2 separate regions of the Homo sapiens genome follow, and region 2 is linked to region 1. A link is a loop called in an ENCODE intact Hi-C map of the cell type or tissue named here. Cell type or tissue: mammary epithelial cell. All regions are shown on one strand. Links, peaks and the distances in the headings refer to the core of each region. The heading gives the core; the rest is flanking DNA.

Region 1 (9,551 bases), core at 15-8,014:
ATTTCATTCCATTCATTGCAATCCATCAAAACTGAATGGTTTTGAACTAAAAGTCATATTACATGCAAATTAATGTGGTTTAATTTTACCAAGATTTCAATTGCTAATAACTGTTGGTGGAAAGGAATTAAATATGGAATTCCATCTTTGAAGCCTTAATCAGTTTCTTGGTTATGATTTCTCTAGTTAACTGGGATTATGCATGCTGGAATGGCTGAATTATAGCAGAATATATATTAATTTGATTTTTCTAAAAATGAGGAAGAAAACACCACCAATGGCTATACTTACAGGGGAACCAGGATGACCAGATGTACCAGGGGGACCGGGAGGGCCTGGGGGGCCCTGGAATGTGAATTTGAATGAAAAACAAAATAAATGAATGCAAAATACACTTTATCCATGCTTCAAAGCAATGACACTCGCATTGTTAAAACTATGAACAACTATATCTCATCTTTTGATAACTTTTTGATAACTATTCATGAGATCTATAATGAAGATCTTAGCAAGCAAACATTACTGTAATGAAATTCTCACAGATTCTATATAAATTATTAATAAATGTTATAAAATGTTGTCCTGAACTCTTAAGGAAGGGAATTAAAAATCTGGAAAAACTAGTACATAATGCTATGAAAATCCCTGCAATGTTAGGGTTATATTGCACTGGTGAAGAAGCAATTTCTCGCTTGGCAGCCAAACTCAGTGCAGAAAAACATTTATTGGCACACTAGAAATCCTATAATCAAGTATCTAAAATAATAATGTAAATCAACCCAAAAGTCCCATAATTATGTTGATATATCTATCACAGAGTTAATTGACATAGAGATTTATATGATCATGCAAGAATCATCATACATAGGACAATTGATTTATCATTGTTCAGAAATACAGATTAAACTAGAAAACCTTCAGCAAGCTGAAAACAGTATGCTTCAGTTTTGTAACATGCTGTTTCTAAATACTGATAGTAAATTTATAAAACAATAGTTTGTATATTTCCATTTTCTCTTATAAACACTTTTCTGAGATGTTAATAAGTGTTGACTTTGGTTTTTTTTTTTAGTAAAAATTTATATGTGATTAAAAATAGGTTTAATAATATGAATAAGATAGAAAGAACATGATAATGCTACCATTTTCTTTTCCAACCTTAGTAGGGGTAAGCTATTTTGTACAATTCCATAAAAATACTGAATTCCTAGAAGAGCAACCATTCAAGATTTTACAAACCAGAAAGATAATAAAGCTCCAAAATGCTGAGAAACATTTGTACGTACAGCTGGTCCAGGATAGCCTGCGAGTCCTCCTACTGCTACTCCAGACTTGACATCATATGAATCATACTGGGGAGAATAGTTCTGTGGCAAGGAGACAAATAGATATGATCATTTTAACAGACAGTTCATAATTCTTTTAAAAAGCATTTAGAAGTGCATGCAACATCTACTGTCTACTGATAGGTTTTTGTGTGCCAAAAGATGTGGTATGTATTCACTAATTATCTTGTTTATCGTGTCTTTCTGTAGATTTAGACGTTAGATATCCTACAGAAGCATTTTCTTGTGGGATGCACAAATCTTTCCACTGTGTTCAATGTTAGTTCCCCCCAATTTTTCCTATTATGCGCTTACTTAAGCTATTATTTCTAAGCAGTAGCTACATCATTACAAACATAGGATCATAGGCTGTTTGAGGCCAAAAGAGTCTCGAGATCATATAATACACCTTCTCATTTTGAGCAAAAAAATGAAGTCAAATTATTTTTCAAACACTTAATGATACAAGTAAAATTCATATCCCCTGGATTCTGGTTAATATGACTAAAAGATTCACTCAAAAATAAACATCTCCATAGAAAATAAACCAAAAAATAGTAGAAAGGCTCATATGCTTATTAGATTTCTTTGAAGCTTTTTTTAAATTCTAAGTTCCAGGTCTAGAGTTAGGTTCTGTTTGGTTACTAGAATAAGAATAACTTAGACAATATACTTTGGTTCTTGTTGAATTGCTTTTTGAAATGCACTTTTTAACCTCACAAAAATTTGTGTAATATATTTTCTCGTTTCACCTAATTCCATGCAACAGAAATTTTGTCATATTTATTTGTTTGGTTGTTTTACCTGCAGATTTATTTGGCTGCCATGCTTCAGGAGAAGCAAGGTGTGCTCTGAAGTATTAGCAAGAGCAGTTTCATAGGCAGAAATAATCCTGTTCAATAGGAATACTAACAGTTCTTCAACTTCTTTTTGTCTAAACTTTTAGAGGCTTTGACATTGGTATTAGTAGGAGAATAAAGTATGGATACAGTACTAACTAAATTATTTAGGTTAATTTTTTTTGTTAAGTTCATAGTTCACTTCTTAAACATAATGTGTATGCTATATATCTGCTGAGAAATTAGCAAATTTTCCAAGGATATAGTAGCAATGACATTAGCATTATGAGGAAAAATGAATACTTATAAAGTACTTAGAATAGTGCCTAATACATAGAAGCACTAAATAAGGATTTATTAAATACACTGAATCAGAGAACAGATACAAAGAACTCATAATAGTGAGACGTAATATCGAGTAAAGAAAGAAGATGAACTAGATAGTTTTATGAGGGAATTTTTTAAGTACCGTAATTGTTATACCTGAGGACCAGTAGGGCATGATTCACAGATTCCAGGGGGGCCAGGAGAACCAGGGGACCCTGGTTGTCCTGGAATACCAGGGTCACCATTTCTCCCAGGAATACCAGGAGGGCCCTAAAAAAGAGATAAAAATAAATTAAATAGTGAAAAATCCTGGTGATTCACAATCATTATCAGATTGTTGTTTCTCTACTTTATAATATTAGGAAACAATATAAGTAATATATTTTCTTTATAACACATACTTTTTAATCAAAATCTTGTGAATAATTTAAGTATAATGTATTCCTTTGTATATTGACCTACACATTTTCTTTAAACTGATCATGGGGGTGAAGACATAATATGAAGTTTGGGAAATTGAAATCTTTACACGTACAATTATGGATTCTCAGTCTGTTGTTTGGTGCCATTATTCAAATATGTGGTAATGAAGAGAATGTATGATGAAAGCTCAAATCTAGAAAAAGCAAACTCTTACTAGAATTATCATTAGTATTAATTTTATTCTACTGAAGAATGTTTACTTACTGGATCTCCCTTGGGGCCTTGAGGTCCTTGACCATTAGGAGGGCGAGTAGGCTAATAAATGGAAAAGAAACAAGTTAAACAAGACACAGAATTTGCATATTATTTAGTAACCCAGATTCTAACCAATCCTTATCTTTAAATTGAAACGGTCACTTTTTACTCGTAATACAAACATGGCTATTTGATGAACATGACTTTCATTCCCTTTTAGGCTCCTATGATATAGGAGCTATTCATGTGTCTAAATATGAATATTGAAGATGTACAGTTTATCTTTAAACTCACAGCAGTTGGAGGCTGTGGGCAAACTGCACAACATTCTCCAAATGGAATTTCTGGGTTGGGGCAGTCTAATTCTTGATCGTCACATATTATGTCATCGCAGAGAACGGATCCTGAGTCACAGACACATATTTGGCATGGTTCTGGCTTCCAGACATCTCTATCCGCATAGGACTGACCAAGATGGGAACATCCTCCTTCAACAGCTGAAAAACAAGTTAGATGACGTGAAGTTTCCTTAGGTTTTGCTGAAAGGTGATTTTTGTTACTCTGTTAGGACTATTAACAATAGCCAAAGTTGAAAAGGTTTGAAACAAATAATTTCTTCCTTTCATTAGAAAATTATACTTGCCCTATGTAATTTGCTAAGTAGCAAGAAATTAATTAAAATATCATATCTGCTTGTTAACATAAAATTGGCACACCATAGTCAATTTTCCTTAAGACCAGCAGATATTTTAATTTCATTTATAGTAAGAATTAACATCAATGTATATCACACAAGCATTTAAACATTTATTTATTAAAGGAACATTGAAAATAAGCTCTTCTACCCAATTGCTATTCTTTGCCTTAACAGCAGATGGGAGCATTAAACTAAAGAGATGATTTTGTCACTAACTCTGAAGACTTTCTGGATTTTATCAACCTAGTTGAGAAATTCAGGGGAAAACTGAGCTAATCTTGGCAGCATAAAACTCTACCAGATTTTCCTGGGAAAGTTTTAACAGAACTTATTATGTGTATTGAATGTCACTGTTAGCTCTATTTGGCATTAGTAGCTCAACATGATATGACATAATATATTGTATATCCCATATGGATGTAAAGACATTTCCAAATCACCAAAAAGAAAAGAAAAAGATGTTTTTAAAATAAACATTGGCAAGGAATAAGTAAAAATAATAGGGAAAATATGAATCATAACCATCTGTATTTGTGGCTTAAAATGGTAAAAAAAATTGCTTCAACCAAAATTTTAGACTTGCTTCATAATTATATACAAGGTACTGAAATTTCAGCAGCTATTAACTATGAATCAGCTTAGGAATTGCCAAAACAAAACCTGGTCTCAATTCTTAAGGCATTAGCTGTGTATTGTGGTTAAATACAACTTTAGTTCTTGACAATTAGTATGATAGTTTGCCAGTAATTGAGTAAATAAATAATAAGTTTCTAAGCATCTGCAAAAATTTTTGCAAACAACAAATGATGTACTGTTCAGTAATTTATATTTTTGTGAGATGGTGAAATTTTTATTTTCTCAAAGCCAAGATATTTAAAATGTCTATTGAAAGAGGCCTGCTACCGAGTAGGCAAGTAGTTCAAAATTAGTTTTTGCCGCCTAGTGGTCAAGAGGCCTTTTAGTGGTCCTAAGATTTTTCCATCTGGGCACTACATGCAGCCACAAAAGATCACCTTTTCGAGGTCCCGTTGCTATATCATCTCTCTGTCTAGGGTAATAATAATTTAGGTTTGTGTTTAAATGAGTTGAAATGTTTAGCTGATTTAGTAAATGTTCACCAAAAAGAATTTCAAAACCTAGACTCTAGAAAGTACTGCAATTGCTTCCCCACCTCATTTCCATTTATGTGTTCTGATACAAATTTAATGATATTGTACAAGACACTTGATCTACTCAAGAAGTTTTAAAAATCCATTCTTTTTTATGTTACAATTTCTCAATGTAGTTTACAGCTAACGAAGGAAAGCTTCATTTTTTAATTGCAATTTTAAGTAGGCAAATAATTTGTTTATTTAGAAAATTTATTCTAATTCCTCCCCTATGTCTGAAACACATATATGAGAACATGGGATATATTTTCTATATACATTTCCTAAGCTTTTAAAACAGCATTTCTTAATTCTTAGTGAATATAAAAGCTGAATACCAAAATGCTTATCTCAGTGGAAATGAAGTAGGCCTATTTGAATGGTGTTACGGAAAATATATTTAATAGAAGAGCAAACAGTCATTTACACATTGGTGTGAAGAGTAATAACAGGTGAGTCTATGCATTAAACTCATTTTGTTCTCTAGACAGAACTGGCGTTTCATATTTAAGTACTAAGTTCACCAGTCTGCAGAAAAGGTCCGAAAATTTGGGTTTGGAAGATTGTGCAGTAAAATTACATGGAACACTGTAATTACATTGGTTCCTTTTCTCAAAATGAACCACTTAAAAATTTTCTCCAAATCAACTTTATATGAAATATTCCTACAGATTAGTTTCAGCCCAAGATTTTCCCATTAATAATGTGTATTTTAAGCCCTCCAGATCCATCCTCAAAAGCATTGTTAGATTGTACAGATGATTCTTTTAGCTCATTGCCTCTGGATCAGGCATATCTTTTCACACTTAATACAGCACGTGGATTATGAAAAACAGCCATTGAATACTAAAGGCATATTAAAGACAAATGAAGATAATAGTTAAAGCTAGGCTCAAACATTTCCTATTTTAAGTATCTTCTATATGTTCTTGATCTGCCTAGAAATTAACATAAATACTTTTCCCTCCTGTGTATTCATCCTCCTATGTTTATGTCTCATTAAGGGTGTCCTCACATCATTAGAAATACAGTACTTTCCATTTGTTCTGCTAATTATTAAATAAATGAGCACAATATTGACTTATTAAAATTGTAAATGAGTTTGTTAAAATTGGGTCAAATGCAATGTTATAAGTATTAACGTTGTTATTTAGCTTATTGTTTCTAAATTTTATTAGAAACATATTATAGTACTTTTTAAAACACGGAGGCCTCAATATAAAGATTATTTTAGTGCAATTTTAAAAATTATCATATTCTTAAAATATTTTTCTCTTCTCACCTGCACATGACAGTCAACATGGTGCATGTATGTTTTGTTTTACTTTAGAAAGTCATATTGTTTTAAGTAAAAAAAAGAGAGTTGGAATGTTTAAAAAATAAGAATTAATGCAACTTTATTTATTGCCATAACTTATTTCACATCCACTTGAAATAAATTTGGCTCTCCTGAGAAGTCAGTTCCTGTAAAAACTTGTGGCTGAAAATTAGCCCTTTCTCTGTTTTTCTACCTTAGTTACCTTTGCTGAAAAAAATAGTTTTGTATAGCTTCCTTTATTATTCCATGCATGACAAAATATAGTTAGCAATATATTCTACTGAAAGTTAAAGCTCTTAGATTGATGTTTCATGGACCTTCATTTAATACCTAGTAATATGTGCGAAAATCATGGCAAAGTCAAGGAAAAGAATGTTTTGTTTCTAGAGGAATAAAAATGCTCTAGTTAGCCATTTGCAACATTTAGAAATAGAATAGAAAATGGGATTTAGAAGTAAGTCATCTCATATTATTCTCTTCATTTCTTAGATATCTGCATTCAGAGTAGCTTCGGTTAAAAAAATAAGTTAATTTTTTCCAAAAATATTAAATAAAAGGCAAATAATTTCATTCTACTATTGAAAAGTAATGGACTTTCCAATTATTTCCATTATTTTAGTTGTTTAAACTAAATCTCTCTGTTCCAATTTATAATTAATTTTAAATTCCATCTCCCATGTCATTTGGTGTTTCTGTTCCTTACTACGAAGTACAATTCTGAAAGAAATTTACTTGTGATCACACAAGCAATGTATTAAACTCAATCATCTCCTTGCTGGGATCTATAATATAAAACATATTGAAGCTAACACATGTCTTAAACCACTCTTAGCTGCTTCTTTCCTAGTTTTCTATTTTGGAATTTTAGAGAAAAATAAAGCCAAATAACATAATTTTATATTTTTAGATGTGCATAAAGCTTACTATTTTGTGATTTTTTTGTTTCCATTCTTCATGTTAAATCATGCTGACTTGAAGAAATCATATTGTTTGGACAAAAAATGAATGTTATGTTTGTCTTAATACTATTTTTGGAGCAATAATATTATTCCCTAAAGCACCTAATTAAATTAATTAATTTGGCTTGAATGAAAAGTGAATGTTTTTTCCTTTTCTCTTCTTACTAAATCCTTATCTGGGAAAAGATGTTGTATAATCTGAAAATCTAAGAATCACAGATATGATATATAAATTATCATAATTATTTTCATTACTTTAGAAAGCTGAATATTTTGTACATGTGGGTATTTGGCATTCATATAGTTTCCAATTGAAATAATGTTTGGTTTGCCTTTTAAATGATATTGTTTGGAAAACATAAATTTTAATAAAATATTTTTTCTGCTGCTTATGTATTTATCAGAGTATCTTAAAATATGTTAGATTACTTAACAAAAAGGACTCTGAAGAAAGTATCTGTAGACATTCTAGGTGAATAATTTTAATTTAAAAGCACTGTTTTGCATAGAAAATAAGATTTTATTTATTCTTGCTACCTCCAGGAAAAAAAGTTGATAAATTATCATTTGTAGATATTTTCTTGTTTCATATTTTATAGATATATGCTTTTTCAATCTCCTTAGAAATGTCCTTTAAGTTGATTAATCTTTTAGAATTCAATTAATCTTTTAGAATTGTCTAAAAGATTAATCTTTTAGAATTGTCTAAAAGATTAATCTTTTAGAATTGTCTAAAAGATTAATCTTTTAGAATTGTCTAAAAGATTAATCTTTTAGAATTCAATCTCCTTAGAAATGTCCTTTAAGTTGATTAATATTTTATCCTGTTAAAAATAAAAATAATTAGATAATTAGAAAATTTTAAGTATCATATATCTAACCACCAGCAATTGCATATATAATAAAATCTTCTTAGTGTCAAATTATAAAAACATTGAAGAGAATATATTCTACTTGTCTTATTACATTTGGCAAACAACTTTAAATTGTATAGTCTTATAAATAAAATTTTACATTTCACCATCCTTATCACTAAGTTACTAAGTACTTTAATTTCTTCCTTAGAGTAATTTTATTTGCCAGCGTTAGTAAAACTAGTGCTATAGTACCTCCTATCTTGTAGGGACTGCTCTGAGTAGTTTGAATATCTATTTTGCTTCATACTCCCAAAGGCCTTATGAGCTTACAGCTGTCATAATCCTAATTTTACAGATGAGGAATCTTAACTGCAGAAACATTAAGTAATTTTCCCAAGGTTACACAGTCAGGGTGAAAAAGAAGATCTGAGTGTAAGAAGGCTTTCTCTAAATTTGATACTCTTAATTACTGCATTCTATTTTCTTTCTGCTATTTCAAAACTGAGTACGATTAAAGAAGCCAACTCCAAAGCTCTGTCCCATATGATTTTTTATCCCTGCAAGGTTAAAATCTGAATCTAGATAGGTATATTTTGAAGGACAACAGTTCTTTGCAAAATATTTTTCTATCTGGCCTCAAAACAGGAAGATGCCATCTGGAGTTAAATTCTCCTGTTTATTTTCTCTTGACCTTATGAAGAAGGGTTATATCTCTAAAGCTACCCTGATGACATCCAGACCACCAACAGAATAAATGTGTGACTCAGAAACCCTGCATACATTTTGCTATATACAAAAAAGTAGGGTTCTAACAACAATAGTACCAGACAGAAAAGACTTCTGCATCCAATGCAAAAATATGTTTAAGATGTCTCATTAACACACTGTTTTTCAGAAAATATAGTTACTAAATGATTCATGTTAATATACATCTAAGTTCATCAGAAGTTTTCACTGAATGAAACTGGAACGTTGTGAACATGCTATGCAACTCCAAAGAGTATTTCTGTGATTTTAATTTACTTGAGAAATGCAGTCTCTGTCATCCTCCACACAAAATACTATAGAAAAACAGTTTCAGAAAAATATATGCCATTTTACTGAAGCAGTACTTTCTTAATACTAGAATTCAAGGGAAGTTTAACTTTTAATAATTTCTGGATCTTTTCTCTTTGATGTTTACATCTTTTGGGCATTTTGACTCGTCCTCTTTCAACGTTTCATTTTGTTCATTAAGACTACATTTTAAACAGCAGTGCTTGACCTCAGTCATGGAAAAAAACAAGGGTTTTATTAGTTAATCTGAAAGGAATCCACTTCTGCTGTGTTTTCATTAGACACAGACTGAAACTCTGGTGGTTAATGTAACTCCCCCAACTGCAGTTCACAAATGATTTATGTAA
Region 2 (16,556 bases), core at 3,865-11,864, 220 kb after region 1:
CTAGCCTATATTATACATCCTGTGGCTTTTAGGCTACAAACCTGAACAGCATGCTATGTGCTAAATAATGTAGGCAATTAGGACACAATGGTAAGTATTTGTGTATCTAAACATAGAAAAGGTACAGTAAGAATATAATTTTGTAATCTTATGAGACTACCATGGTATATGCAGTCTGTCATTGACTAAAATATCATTTCATGGCATGTTACTACATTAGTTTAGCCGCTTCTGCTTTCTTTCAATTAATGTCTGCAAGATATTTAATTTTTCCTAATTTCTTCAACCTCACTTTACCATTTTATTTGAAGTTAGTTTTTTGTAGGTAGCATATATTTGGATCATATTTTTAAATCTATCCTGTCAATCTTTGTTTTTTAACTGGTTCATTAAGACTTTACATTTATTATAACAATATTTAGCACTGTGTCTGCCATTTTATTTTTTTCTTCTGTTCTTTCTGATTTTCATCTCTGTTGTCTTTTTCTTACCTTTCTGTGTGCTACTTGAACATTTTGGAGAAACCTATTTTGATTTATACTGTTTTTGAGTGTGTCCTTTTGTATAGCTTTTCACTGACTACTCCAGTTATTACTATATATGTATTCACACACTCACACACACACACACCTCATATGCTACTGTTGTCATTTTACCAACTAGAGCAATATGAAGAAACCTTATATTCCTTTATGTTCCTTGACCCTTTCTCATTTATAATATAACTGTCTTAAATATTTTTCTCCACAGATATTTAGAACCAAATCAGACAGTGTTATTATCGTGGTGTTTATTGTCAAACATAATTTAGAAAACTCAAGAGAAAGAAAATCTATTGTATTTAGCCACATTTTGCTCTTTAAAGATAGAGTAGCTCCATAATCCTAGGAGTTTGTGCTACACTGCTATTATTTTTACCAAGACTCCATTGAGCATCCTTATCTACCACACACATATCTAGCACCACTGGATGTGCCATATCTACAACCTGAGTGGTTGAACAACATGTATGGCATCCTTGACTTGCTAGTTTCTTCTATTGACAACTTTAGGATTCACTTGATAAATATGGAAGAGAAGTGTCCCCAAATGTACCATATACTGCCTTCAACATCCTCATAAACTTTCAAGTGGCATGCCCCTTTCTTAGTAATAAGGGGTGAAAGAGGCAATAACTTGTATTTAACTTCACAAAGGAGCATTCTAGCATACTTCTGACACCCAAAATGTTGACTAATTTAGCAAATGACTGAATCCTCATGGAGTTTATATCCTACCATTTCCATGTTCATAAGTATCTGACTAGGGCATACAAAATACTTACCACATACTGCTTATCATGTTCAGTTAGCATGATATCATTCATGCAGCAGACAAGGATGATATCCCACAGAACATTAAAACAATCAATGACCCAACAGACTATATTGTGACAGACCACAGGGGTGTTACTTTAGTGATCAAGATAGTGAATGTGCACTACTTTCTTTCCCATAAATTAGCAAACTACTTTCAATTCCCTTTATTGATAAATTTGAAAAGAACAAGTGTGAAAGGCTGGGCTGATATGCCACAATAGTACTTCTTGCTCAGCTACTTCTATTAGAGCTACAATGCAGTTAACTTTAGAGCTTCCACAGTCTACCTGGTTTGGGTTAGGGCTAAATAGATCAATTGAGTGGACCTATCATGGAGACTCTATCCTGCTTTTTTAAGTCTTCAGTAGTATTAGTATTGTTCTAATTCAACATCTTTGTCAGGTCAGGGACTGTTGGGTTCACACTGGTCACAGTGGTGGTCATTGTGTGGTACAAGGGCTCCCATTTGGCCTTTCCTGGCTTAATGGCTCTTACTCCAGCCACCAAAGAACCAATTGAGTGTTCTACAAGACATCATTTAAATCCATCTCATGTAAACATTCTGGGATGGGGAAAATCACTACAATGTGGTTCAGAGACACATTGAACTCTCCTTACATCACCCGGTATTCACAAATCTGTAATTCAACCCAAGGGAAAGATGGGGTTCGGGATTCTCTGGTGTCAGTTACAGCTTAGAATCAGATACAACAGTTCTCAAAAATCTGGGAGTTATTTGTCTTCAGGTAACAATCATTCTGGAAAATGGCTGCAAGCCCCTCTGCGGAGTGTATTTGTAGTATTGGTTCAAGCATCAGAGGGATGTGACATCTCATTTAACCAACGGCTGCTGGATAAGAAAACAGGCAAACTGATTCTCATCACAGGGACTTTGCACATGACGTTTCCTCTGCATGTAGCATATCTGCTGTTACCCACAGTTTTCTTTCCTTAGTTAACTCCCAGTTGTATTTCATAGTTCACCTTCTTAGGGAAGACTTTCTGGGCCTTATAGGTCAGGTCAAACACTCTTACGTTACATTCTCACAGTCTCACACACCTAATTCTCCATAGTATCCAAGAATATATTTATTGCTATATATAAAAAAGCATATATTTGTATGATGCTAGTTTGATTAATGTTTGTCTTTCTCACTAGATTATAAACTCCATGAAACCATGATTTGTTTACCATGCCTGGGATTTAATTAGCGTCTAATTAATTTTCACGGAGCAGAATAATAAATGGCCTAATTCTGAAAACATAAAAATTTGCACATGACTAAATCTGGCAGAAACCATCACTGAGCATAGGCACCTCTTTAAAAATCACGTTAGCTCTTTCTTATTCCCCTTTCTCAACGTGGCTGTGGCAGGCTGACCAGCCAGCTTTGTTCCAGCCATGCATGTCCACTACAACACTTTCACCCACGTTTCATTTAGAAGAACACATTCTACCCAGCTTTGGACCTAAGAGTTACAAGAAATCTCAAAACTGTTCTTGTTAAGTTAAAAACAGATTCTTTAAATTCAAATGATGAGAAGTAAAAATTTTTTAAAAAATAACATATAACAAACTCCTTTCCCCCTGACACTATGCTTTAGGTAACCGAAATACAAGTGGAATAGGCTGAGTTGGATGTTTATTATAAAAGTCATAATCCTATATTATAAAAGTATAGTAATTATGTACTTCTGTATAAATGTGATGCCATTAGCAGTGAGAGTGTTGCCTGGTCACTGTCTAAGTTAATATCAAGAACTGAGAAATGAGTTAAATTCAGCATGGGTGAGAACATGAATTGTTTTGTCAGTCTGATTTTCCGACACATCTCCCATGTTTTCCTTTATCTTTGTTTTCCTCCTTTCATTTTTTTTTTAACTAGGATTTAGGCTAGATTGTAGCATTTTGGTGGATATTGTGCAGCATATCAAATGCATCTGAATAATTAGCAAGTCTAGGAAATTGCTTTTAAGTAAGGGACTATTTATAAGTGAGGGTGGGGAAATGAATACTACTTATAAATAATATGATCCTCTATTTAAAGTGTCAGGAAACTTATTTTGAACGCAGACCAATGGAACAAAACAGAGACCTCAGAAATAACACCACACATCTACAACCATCTGATCTTTGACAAACATGATAAAAACAAGCAATGGTTTATTTAATAAATGGTGCTGCGAAAACTGGCTAGCCATATGTAGAAAGCTGAAACTGGATCTCTTCCTTACACCTTGTACTAAAATTAATTCAAGATGGATTAAAGACTTAAATGTTAGACCTAAAACCATAAAAACCCTAGAAGAAAACCTAGGCAATACCATTCAGGACATAGGCGTGGGCAAGGACTTCATGTCTACAACACCAAAAGCAATGCAAACAAAAGCCAAAATTGACAAATGGGATCTAATTAAACTAAAGAGCTTCTGCACAGCAAAAGAAACTACCATCAACAAACTAACACAGGAACAGAAAACCAAACATCACATGTTTTCATGTATTAGGGGGAGCTGAACATACATGGACACAGGAAGGGGAACAACAGACACTGGTGCCTTTCTGGGGAGGGGCTGGGGAAGGCAGAATATCAGGATAAATAGCTAATGCATGCTGGGCTTAATACCTAGGTGATGGGTTGATAAGTGCAGCAAACCACCATGGCACATGTTTACCTATGTAACAAACCTGCACATGTAATCCAGAACTAAAATAAAATAAAGGGCCCTAGACCTTGTAAAAAAAAAAAAAAAAAGAAAGAAAGAAAGAAAGAAACTACCATCAGAGTGAACAGGCAACCTACAGAATGGGAGAAAATTTTTGCAATCCACTTATCAGACAAAGGGTTAATATCCAGAATCTACAAAGAACTCAAACAAATTTACAAGAAAAAAACAAACAACCCCATCAAAAAGTGGGCGAAGGATATGAACAGACACTTCCCAAAAGAAGACATTTATGCAGCCAACAGACACATGAAAAAATGCTCATTATCACTGGCCATCAGAGAAATGCAAATCAAAACCACAATGAGATACCATCTCACACCAGTTAGAACGGTGATCATTAAAAAGTCAGGAAACAGGTGCTGGAGAGGATGTGGAGAAGTAGGAACAGTTTTACACTGTTGGTGGGACTGTAAACTAGTTCAACTATTGTGGAAGTCAGTGTGGCGATTCCTCAAGGATCTAGAACTAGAAATACCATTTGACCCAGCCATCCCATTACTGGGTATATACCCAGAGGATTATAAATCATGCTGCTATAAAGGCACATGCACATGTATGTTTATTGCAGCACTATTCACAATAGCAAAGACTTGGAACCAACCCAAATGTCCATCAATGACAGACTGGATTAAGAAAATGTGGCACATATACACCATGGAATACTATGCAGCTGTAAGAAATGATGAGTTCATGTCTTTTGTAGGGACATGGATGAAGCTGGAAACCATCATTCTGAGCAAACTATCACAAGGACAAAAAATCAAACACTGCATGCTCTCACTCACAGGTGGGAATTGAAGAATGAGAACACTTGGACACGGGAAGGGGAACATCACACACCGGGGCCTGTCATGGGGTGGGGAAGGGGGAGGGATAGCATTAGGAGATATATCTAATGTAAACGACGAGTTAATGGGTGCAGCACAGCAACATGGCACATGTATACATATGTAAGAAACCCTCACATTGTGCACATGTACCCTAGAACTTAAGGTATAATTTAAAAAAAATTTAAAAAAAGAAAAAGATCTCTCTTTGTTGTATAATTATGAGAAGTGATTTTCCCGTTCTTAAAAACGGGAGACCAAACCAGCAGTCTTGCAGAGCTGTGAAGAGATGTATGCTCCAGTGGGTAGATTTAACTTCATATCAAATTGTGTCATCTATGTGTTTGTGTCTACTTATGTGTTTTAATCTGGAAAGGCCTTTCTTGAGAATTAAATCCACATTTTGCTGTTTTAACTCATTTTAAAATATTGTTAAACAACATTGAATATGCTCATATCAAGGATATTTTTCACATAAGGTATGGTGACTATTTTCCACAATTGTTTTATATTTTAAATTTCACAAATTACCATCATGAACTTTCTATCATAACTTTGGCATTCAGCATTTTTTTGTTTGCCAAAATGCAGAATTTACATGGGGGAAAAGTAAGTGAGAGGTGGCCACCACACCAACTCTGATTCTCAGAGCACATAGGTCGTACAAGGCTGCCAAAAAATTCTGTTTACGCAGTGTTTTCTCTCAACTGTTTAAAAAATTTCACAAAAGTGGAAGGTGAGATTTAATGTAAAATTAATTATGCCAATGGAAATTTTACCACATTGACAATAAAACAGCACATGAAATACCAAGGACATTGTAAGTTATTTTCTACAGACTTTAGTGCACACTAGGAAAAATCTCATGGACACATATGTAAACTATCTATATAGAGTTCTTTTCTCTCTCTTCTTCAGTTCACAGTTCAAAGTCTTCCTCTGCCAAATTCTGTAAAGTAGTAGAGAACAGCTTGTCTTCATTGTGTGGATGGATAATGGAACACGTGTTAAAAGCCATTTTTATTCTTGGATAATTAATTTAACAATAACTTGTTTATGTATGTTTCTTTTAAAACCACATTAACATTCTGGGTATATTTGTCTCAGAAAGTTGATGGGAATATGAAGAAGAGAGGTATTCTGTAAATATATGGAATTGACATATTCAAACAGGTAAAAGTAATTCTTCTCATCTAAGCCAACTGATGAGTAAGAGAGAAAAGGGCTGAAAGAATTTAAAGGGTGTGAAAAAAAAAACATGGACAACAAATGTTTGACATTATGCAAATGTTCACTGAGTAAAGCAGCAACATGCAGGAAAAATTCTGGTTCTAATAAAATGATATTTAGACAAAAGGAATTATCATTGGATGGAAAATGTATTGTTTGAATTACTTAAACTTAACAAATAAGAAATGTCAAATGTTTTAGTGGCTATTAATAAATGTAAAAAGGTTATATAGAGAGACTTAATGAATTACGCAAGTCAAACCAAAAATTTTCTTAGATTCACCATATCATTAAATTTTGATTCAAAGTGCTGAAAATCTGATTACGTATTTAATTCTGGCTAGATGTTTATAAAATGCACAATATGTGTTCTTGTTAAGAAAGTGGCACCATTGAATGACATAAGCCAGAGCTTCTCAATCTGCTTGTGCAATAACCCGGAATGTCCAAAATTATTTTCAACAGCATCATAGAAATCTCAAGCCCCACTATCCCTTAAAGATTTCAGAACAAAGTAGATCTTAATTCATTTAATCTTTTTTGAAATCACAAATACTCTAAAGAAAGGATATTTAGGATGAATGAGTATCATGAAACAAAAATAACCTCCAAAAAATTAAGAATCACTTTTTTAGGCAATAAATACAACCACTGAATGAGAGACTTTACTCATTGGTAAAAATTCTCCCAGAGATTTGGTTCATGGTTAGCCAGCACCTCAGAAAGCAAATTTTCTTATTTCTAATGAGATAGGAATGTGGCTTATTTTTCTTTTATCCTTCCAAGACCACTAATTATATGCATTATCTATTTCTTCTAATTGAAATCAGATTTTAGCATTTGACAATTCCATGGAAAACAATGGGAACAAATGCAAAATGGGACAATTTCTATTTTGGTTTAGTAACATAGGGATACAAATTACATCAACTTCAAAACATTTAATATTCAGTTCTGAGTAAGGCAACTTGGAAAGTAAGGCACATTTACATTTCAGTTCAACTATTTAACTAATATTTAATGAATCTACTGTGAAAAAAGTACAATGCTGAGCAGAGAGGAGATTGCAAGGAAAACAAAACAACCCCTACTGGGTAGTTTTCCAAATAAATTGAGACATTGAACATAATCACAAAACTATGATAGGATGATAAAACAATATGACAGACTCAAATAAAATCCATTGGTATTCACCGGAAAATAACTAGCTCATCTTTGAGGCCGAATAATATTTTGGCATACAGAAATACAGAAGGCAAGGCATTCAGATAGAGAGAATGGAGTCAAGTATTCACATGTCATGAGTAATTTATAGAGTAGTTAATTGTTCAGTGTGTTTGGTACACAGCCAGCACTAATGTTAGATTGTGGCCCCCTTGTGGGGAACTTTGAAGGCTAAGATGAGAAGCGTGGACCTCATTCATCAGGAAAGCCAATGGAGATACTAACAGGCTAGTGACACAACAACATACACATGCTTTAGAAGAATTAATTTTTCAGCAATATTCAATAGCTGAAGTTGGTAAAAGATGTAGGCATGAAGGTGACTTCATAATTTTAGGCCACTACATAATACTAAAGAGAGTAAAAAGAGACTGAAATATGGGGCTGACAGCAAGAATGGAAAAGAAGGAAGACACAGGAAGGAAGGAAAGGACTTTTTTTGAATGATATTTCAATACACTTCTAAAATTTAACACTGACAATATATTTCAATATTAATTTACTTAAGTTGGAAATCTATCAGTAAATCCTAATAATTAAATTAGTGAAAATACTTAGAAGTGAGAGTTTTTTATGTGTAATGTTACAGCATTAGTATGGATCTATTCATGTTTTAACTATTCATTTTTGATAAATGTTAGCAATGTGTTTTAGGTTTATAATTCCTAATTTAAAAATTCAATATCCAGTTTAATTAGAATGTGAATGAATGAGTTAAAGTTTAACTAAGAAAGTAGGAATAAACATAATTTTATCAGTAATCAATGTACAATATAATCAATCAATATGTAATTATTGAAGACTTACTAAATACAAGCTATTGTACTTTTACATAATACCTCTGTAAGAAATAATTTTTTTAAACAAGAAGAGACCAAATATTTACATAACAATATAATTTAAACAATAATAAATGCAACACTTCATGTTATGTCATTGAAAGGAAAAGTTAAAAACTCAATTATGCAACAACCCCGAGAAATAAGTGACGTCGGGCAAGTTAATGTTCTATAAAACTTTGTTTCCCCTCCTTTTTAAAATGTAAACCTTTCTTGGTAGAACTATTCCCCCCAAATATAGAATGTTGTGCCTTTTTCTCAAATCATTTTACTGTGCTGCATAGAAAAAGCTAGAGATTCAGTTGTGAATGTGGAGCATTGGACTAAATAATGACCCTTGCTGCCTTGTGATAATGTTATTTTCTCTTATAGTTTTCATTACTTTATTTCTCATTTGCTTTGTCATACTTTTCTGCTTGTGGACTTTCCCTGAATTTCTATCATTATAAGATGTTATTGACCAAATAGGGTCTGTCTTTCCAATCTTTTGCATTGGATATAATTGGTATTCTATTTTTTCTTCGTTGCATTTGTTATTGCTGAATACTAAGGAATTGCTTGCTTAACCACCAGAGACCTTCTTCTCAGCAAGTTTTCTCCTTTTGAACTTGGGAATCATATTATGCAAAATAAGTAAATCCACTATAGACCCCACTAAGGATATTTGTAAGAACTAGAAGATAAGTTTCTTGGAAATGCTAAAGATCCTAATGACCTTCCTCTCTGCAAAAGTTAGACTTATATTCCATGTACTTCACTTATTTAATAAATTGAGGGGAATACATTTTTACTTCTTCTCTTTATTATTATTACTATTTACTTTATTTTTTAAGCTAAAATGTTTTAACCAGTCATTCTCGGAAATTAGATAATGACAGTACTGGGCTTGGAAGCGGGGTCATTGACATTCAATCTCATTCTCTTCAGTGGGAGCCAATGTTCCTTTTTGAGTTTCTGCTTTCTCAGTTAAGTAAGGAGCAATTCATTTTTAATTACCCCTCTGTGATTGACTTCTAGCAATTATAATCAAGTTCTGGAACCCAACCCTTGACTAATGCAAAATTTTTAAATGAACTTAGATGAATTAATGGTGAGTCTGAGACCATGAGTTTTGCTTTGAGCAAAGCTACTTAATGTACTATGGAGATGAAAACATTGACCTTATTCTTATTAGTACTCCATGAGAACTTGCTCATTTAGTCTGAATAATAGGTTTCAGAATGATGTAAAGATTAGTAGAATATCAAGGATTAATGTGTTCTTGACATAATTTTAACTGACTTTTTAAGAAAACTAATAATGGTTAAAGCAAAGAGAGGAATAAGTAACAGAAATAAAATGTAGTTTCTAGAACATGAGTTACAAAGTGGAAGTTAACCAAATATTAATTTTTTTATTAGCTTAGTCATTTTGAGAACCATTTCTCAAACATTTTTGGAGCAAAAGTTAAATATTGAAAAATGAATTAGATAATTTGTATTTTATATATCTTTAGAACATATTTACTTTTTATATAAATTCTTATGAGATTCTCCCCCGTTTTAGATTTCAATCTGAATTTACACGGCTGATTATCATTGTACCATATGTGTTTACCAAATATTAGTGCCACTTTTTTTCCTTCTCCCAGCAACCATGGTGATATTTTCATGCATTTATCATTGCACACAAACAAAATTCCTTAGCATGATCTTCAAGAATCTATACGAACCTAGCACCTGCCTACTTTTCTCAATCTTATGTTAGATTCTTCACATACTCACTATGCTCCTGAAGACTAAGGAAACTAATGAGATAAAAGGACTTTCAGAGTCACAAGGCATGGAGGTAAAATGATCTTGAAGCTCACTGAAAACTGAATGATTTGGGGTTGGGGGGCACCTCTTATGTGACAACAGATCTCTCAGTGGTATCAGCCAAACCTTGGGGCACCATTGGTGGTAATATCTTTCATGAAACAAGAAGAGTGTAATTATTCTGTTATACACTTGGTCATTTTTGATGGTCATAATAATCATAATCAACCTAGTACACTGTGAACAGAATTTCTTGTTGATTATAATAATCATAATCATTTGAATTGATTGACTTTAATACTCACAGGAGTTCTTTGGGGTGGGTACTCATCATTTTTTACAGATAAGGACACTGAGGCTCTGAGAGGTTAGTGATCTTCTCAAGTTCACACAGTTTATACATGGTAGGACTGGGTTACAACCCAGATCTGGGTGACCCAGAGTGCGTGTTCTTACCCACCGTACAGTACTGCCTCACTCCTATAGCCTCCTATGGAAAGAATTACCAGAGCACACTCAGAAAATGTTATTCCTAAACATATAATATTAAAATGTATCTTTTAGAGACTATTGAATATTTCACATCCAACCTTTTTTAGAAAATTTCAATCTATTTTGTGAACTAAAGTGTGAACTTTAGAAGTAATGCAATTTTGTGTTTGTTTGTACCTCCATTTTTTTAACATTTATAACAGAGTATGATCCTAGATTCCTTTAGGAATGAAATAGAATTGTTTTTTGCAAAAATAGTTACCTATATTTTATTACTATTCTGTACTTCAAATGCACTTCCAGTTACCATTAAACATCATAATTCCCACATTTAACATCTGGATAAATACATATAGGTTCTACGCCAAAGAGCTTTAACACATGGAAAAATCCACTTGGCATTCACTAACAATTTCCATTTCTTTAAAATTGGGCTTTGCTTCTCTAGTAAGCAGAGATGAAAGACTGTAATTAGCTAATTTTTTCTATTCAATGTTATATTTGCTATTTTGTTTCTATATTAATTTTCCCTCAACACGTCTGTTGTCTCTATTTTTGATGAAGAAGCTCTTAATCCTAATGGTATTTAAGTACTGATTTCTTTTCTTTATTGTGTATAAAGAAGCGTATGTTTACTTTTGAAACTCCATTTTTTCTGTGTTATTTCCCTGGTGATCTCTGGCCTATTAAAGCATATATTATATTATATGCAGAAAAGGATGATGAGCTTGCTCATACAGACTACCAGAACAACTCCTGCTAAAATAGCATATCCATTTATATTTCAGTAAGTAAATTGGTGCCCCTGAAATTTCACAATTTAGTGTTACATCTAAAATTAAAATGGTATCTGTACATTTTAAACTTAATAAGTTAAATGATACATATGACATTAATGTTTGAGGAGTAAAATAAATTCACAAAATTCCCATACATTGTACTTCATTTTACTTTACTTGCCAATTATTGTAAAGAAAGTCATTGTGTATTAAGAACCTACAGAAGGCTTCTTTTTACACAGGAATTTTAATAATACATAATTAATTATCTAATTAATATCAATTTTTCAAAACCAACCACCAAGAAAGTGAAAGCTATATGTTGATAAAGCGATAAGACCAGGCAATTATTTCTGTCAATTGCAGCTTAAATCTGAATCATTTTCTTTGAAGACTAGCGCTTTTACATCATTAGTTTAATTTTTCTCCCTGTATTGCAGATACTGTGTTTTCTCAAAGAGATCTCATATGCTCCCTTGAATAGCCTCTGATTGAAAGGCTCATGTTTTTGCAAAATACACTCTTTTGTGATATGTTTTAGATTTTGTTCCTCAGTTGACAGCTTCCTGTCCAAAATTGTCAAGAAGAACATATAAATATTGCATCACACAGAGATACTTGCTAGTATAATTTCCCTGAAAAATAAACCAACCGAATATTTGATAAGTTAGAAGTTTTAATCACTAAGAATGGTTTTTCCTCAGGTTACAATAACCTTGGATGTTGGAATTATGCACTGATCTCTAAATGATGCATAGTTATGGGGCTCTTTAATAAAATTGGAAGTAAAAGATTTATATTTGACATTAAATCTCTATGAACATTTTGCCAACATAGATTTATTGGCATTCAACCTTCTTTCCTTTATATCTTTATTAGCAAAATTCTAGAAAGAGTACTGAATAGAAATGTTCACCTTGCTATTAAACTCTGTTTTACTAACAAACATGTACCTGGATTTCAATGACAGATACTGTTGGAAAAGCACTATTTGTTTTTGAATTATGAACTATGAGTGTTAAGGCCTTTAGTTGCTAATTGTTGGCTTTCATGTTATCAAAATTATATCCTTCATATAAGACTTCATATAAGACTTTTTTATTATCACTGAAATTTGATTAAATCTATCTGGTTGAAGACAGTAATTTTTCTGTTTCAAGTAGACAATCATTATTTTCTTTATATCTCCATTTCCTCTTCTCCAACATTTTCCTTATAATTGTTTTCACAAGCTGTAAGAAGGAAATAACTTTAATAATTTTAAATTGGCTTATTCAGTATTGATGATGAGTAACAGGGGATAAGAATTGTCATTTAGTTCACTTGTTGATTAAATATTTTTAGACGCCAATCTACATTAAAGCAAATAATAAATATTTGATTTTTAACATTCAGCTTTGGATAACAACCCACCACACAGAATAACTACATTTCAGGTTTGAAACAGAGTCCAACTGTGAGCTGAATATGTTGAAGCTCTCATTAAGCTTCATTATTCATTAGTCAATAGAACAATTAAAATAAGAAAGAAAATTAATTTTCTTTGTATTATATGTACTTTTATTTATACATAAAACTCCCATTGCTCCTCAGTCAGTTGTGTGGATACAAGTTTTTATCTGCTATGATATTAATTTTGCCTGAAGAACTTCTTTTAATATTTTTGTTGTAGGTGTTTATTGTTATAAATTATCTCCTGTCTGTTTGTTTGAAACAAGCCTTCTCTTTTATTTTTGAAAGTTATTTATACTTGGTAAAGTATTCTGGGTTGACCTTTTCTGGTCTGTTTGGCATTTTAAACATGTCACTTCCTCTGGTTTCTGTAATTTTGAATGCAGTCTTGAGAAGTCTGCTATCATTCATAGACATATATATATATATATATATATATATATATACATATATATATACAGATACGTAAAATATATATTATTCTGTATTTAAATATGTTATTTTTTTCTGGATTCCTTCAAGATTTCCTTTTTACCTTTAGTTTTTAGCATTTTTCATATGCTATTTTAGGTGATTTATTTATTTAGTTAAATAGCTAGTCAGTTTATTCTGCTTGGTTCTCTATGAATTTCTTTGATCTGTGGTTTCACATCTTTCATTATTTTTTGAAAAATTCTCAGCCACTAACTTACAGTATTTCCCTTCCATGTTTTGCTTCTCTTCTTCTTTTGTGACTCCTATTACACCTATGTTAGACTGATTAATGTCGTCCCTAAGGTCTTGCATGCATTAGTCTTTTCTTTTTGCTCTTTGTGATTTAGCCTAGTTTCTTTCTATTGAACTATCTTCATATTTACCAATTCTTCTTTCTTTGTCAAAGGCATTTTTCTTATTTCAACTACTATGTTTCATATATCCATCATTTCTCTTTCTTCCTTACAGTTTTCATCATTCTGATGAAATTTAAAATCTGTTTTTGGCCAGGCACAGTGGCTCACGCCTGTAATCCCAGCACTTTGGGAGGCTGAGGTGAGCAGATCACTTGAGGTTGTGAGTTTGAGACCAGCCTGACCAACATGGAGAAACCCCATCTCTACTAAAAATACAAAATTAGCCAGGCTTGGTGGCGCATGCCTGTAATCTCAGCTACTTGGGAGACTGAGGCAGGAGAATCGTTTGAACCTGGGAGGTAGAGGTTGTGGTGACCCGAGATCGTGCCATTGTACTCCAGCCTCAGCAACAAGAGCGAAACTCCATCTCAAAATAAATAAATAAATAAATAAAATCTGTTTTTATAATTTTTTTCTCAACTCTAGTATGTGCATGCTATCCACTTTTTTTAAAAAAAGTTTTTAAATACAGTAATTTTAGTTATTTTAAATTTTCTGTTTCATAGTTCCATAGTTCCATATTTGGATCATATATGGACCTGGTTTTATTGATTCCAATATATCTTGCCAGCATATTGTTTTTCTCACTTCATTGTTCTGTAATTTTTTGATAGATACTGGACATTGTGTCTGAGACAATATAGATGAAAATAAATATTGCTTATGTGTGAAATGAACATGTCTCTTTATGCTAGACTTTTAGCCTGGCAGATTGAGTTAATCTAGTCAGGGTTTGAGCAAGATTTAGGTTTTGCTGTTGCAATGATTTGGGGACACCATTGGTTTAAATGTTTTCTAGCTTTTCTTTGAGCTTATGACAGGACCTTAGTTTCAGGGAGATTTCCTCAACGATTCTGTTCTGTCTTTAGTTCTATATTTTTTTATAGCCTTACTAATCAGAGAAGACCTCTCTCTGTGTTGTTGCCTCTCTTTCAGCAGTAGACTGATATTACTTAACACACATTACTTGGTAGTATGGTGCTGGGGAATGGAGAGGCTTTTCTCTTGTTCTGCTTTAGCATCAGTCTTAGGCAAACCCTATATTCCCAGGTCTTAGGTCTTTTTCAGTGATCCTGCCTCCACTGTGGTAGAGGACTTCTAATGTCCTACTTTGTCCCAACATCAAGTGCTTTTTTTCTCTTTATTTTCCCACACTACAATGGATTTCCATGTATTTCCTGAAAGATATAATATATTGTGTCCCTCTTTCAGTGGTGCAAGGCTTTTTTTTTTCAATGTGTAGACAGACAAGAATGATCTAGTTGGGACTTTGTGCCAAAAAGGCAATAATGATACACAAGTTCATTGTGCCTTTCTCACAGTGGTTGGTAAATTTCTCCCCAATGCTTGCATTAAGCAGGAGCTGTCTCTGGTATCCTAAACCTTTCTTGTAAGCACCTGGAGAGGTACATGGACAAAAGATTAGGTGCAATCTTTCTTTGTGTCTGTGGCTACAATTCTGTACTTTCATACTAAACAACAATTAACATTTAGAAATGTGTTAAAATATTTAGCTTTTTTTTTTTTTTTTTTTTTTACCAATTTGCTTGTACCCTATGTGTCTTTCCTTTATACTTTTGTGCAGATGAACCAGTGCTCATGTCCTATCTCTCTTGGAAAGCACCCATGTTTCCTTAGACTTAAGACTGATTGTCCAGTAGCCTCAGAATCTTAGATTAGTTCAAAAAATCTGTGATTTGTAGATTATCCAAATTTAGGAAGAGCCAAGATGGCTGAATAGGCACAGCCAAGAAGAGCTTTTCTCACCTAGAAAGACCAGATCATCAGTAGACTGGCACACTCCAAACAGATTTTCAGAAAGATGGCATTGAGTGTGGAAAGAGGAAGGATGCAGACCCAGGGCTGGAAGAGTAGAAAGCTGGAAAAAACACATGGGGTTTCCAAGCACCAGGACTCATTTCTTGGCCCAAGTGGCTCCCAAGGAAGGAGTAAGTGAAATAGGTGTGGAGTGACTCACTCTCACCAATGGATTTCCAGAATCCCAGCTGCAGGAGACCCCATGATCCCCATAGACATTTGAGAAATCAAGAAATTATTTGAAACTACTAAAAATAAAAATACAGCATACCAGTATCTTGCAGACTCAATTAAAGCAGTGTTAAGACAAACATTTATGGTCCTAAATGCTTAGATCAAAAAGTTAGAAAGATCTCAAATTAACAACTAACATCACATCTAGAGGAATTAGGAAAACAAGAGTGAACCAGTCCCAAAGCTAGCAGAAGAAAAGAAATAACCAAAATCGGAGCTGAATGGAACAAAATTGAGATGTGAAAATTCATGGAAAAATGGTTTTTTGAAAGAATAAATAAGATTGATAGATAGTAGCCAGAGTAATAAAAAGATAGTATCCCAATATACACAATCTGAAATGACAAAGATGACATTACCACCAAGCCCACAAAAATACAAAAAAAAAAAAAAAACCCTCAGAGTCTATTACAAACATTTATGTGCACAGAAACTAGAAGCACTAGAAGAAATGGATAAATTCCTGGAAACCTTTAACCTCCCAAGATTGAACCAGGGAGAAACTGAATACCTAAATAGACCATAATGAGTTCTAAATGGAATCAGTAATTAAAAAAAAAACCCTATAAACTAGAAAAAACTCTGTACCAAATGGATTCACAACTAGTACAAATCTTGCTGAAATCATCCCAAAAAATCGAGGAGCAGGGTCTCCTCCCTAACACGTTGTATGATGCCGGTATCATCCTGATACCAAAACCTAGCAGAGACACAATGAAAAAAGAAAACTTTAGGCATAAACAAACATTATAGACACAAAACTCCTTAACAAAATACTAGCAAATTGAAAAGTTAAACTCATGATTAAATAGACTTTATTAATCATGATTAAAAGCACATCAAAAATCTAACACCATGATTAAATAGACTTTATTCCTGGAATGCAA

What was found. Peaks named below come from ENCODE experiments on the same cell type or tissue, not always from the same donor. Only the 100,000 strongest peaks of a DNase experiment are listed, where the experiment ranks them.
Region 2: a loop joins it to region 1, with 13 times the contacts of the local background. A loop is called at or near these places in 10 of 110 quality-filtered maps.

What each region holds. Positions count from the first base shown.
Region 1 is chr2:188,978,875-188,988,425 of GRCh38, reverse strand. It overlaps COL3A1 (collagen type III alpha 1 chain), which reads right to left. Exons shown (of 51, transcript NM_000090.4): 2 at 3,464-3,666; 3 at 3,179-3,229; 4 at 2,648-2,761; 5 at 1,287-1,367; 6 at 292-345. LOC105373791 (a long non-coding RNA gene) reads left to right here and starts at 3,607. Exons shown (of 3, transcript XR_007087614.1): 1 at 3,607-3,715. In mammary epithelial cell, for the core only: CTCF peaks have their summits at 4,050 and 4,809 (motif pointing left); no DNase peak of the experiment used is centred there.
Region 2 is chr2:188,756,675-188,773,230 of GRCh38, reverse strand. All of the region lies in intron 1 of DIRC1 (disrupted in renal carcinoma 1), which reads left to right. It overlaps LOC105373790 (a long non-coding RNA gene), which reads right to left. Exons shown (of 4, transcript XR_923685.3): 4 at 13,334-16,556. Among named protein-coding and RNA genes, the nearest start is that of DIRC1, 25 kb to the left of the region's middle. In mammary epithelial cell, for the core only: a CTCF peak has its summit at 7,528 (motif pointing left); a DNase peak (open chromatin) is centred at 7,510; H3K27me3 peaks cover 364 bases.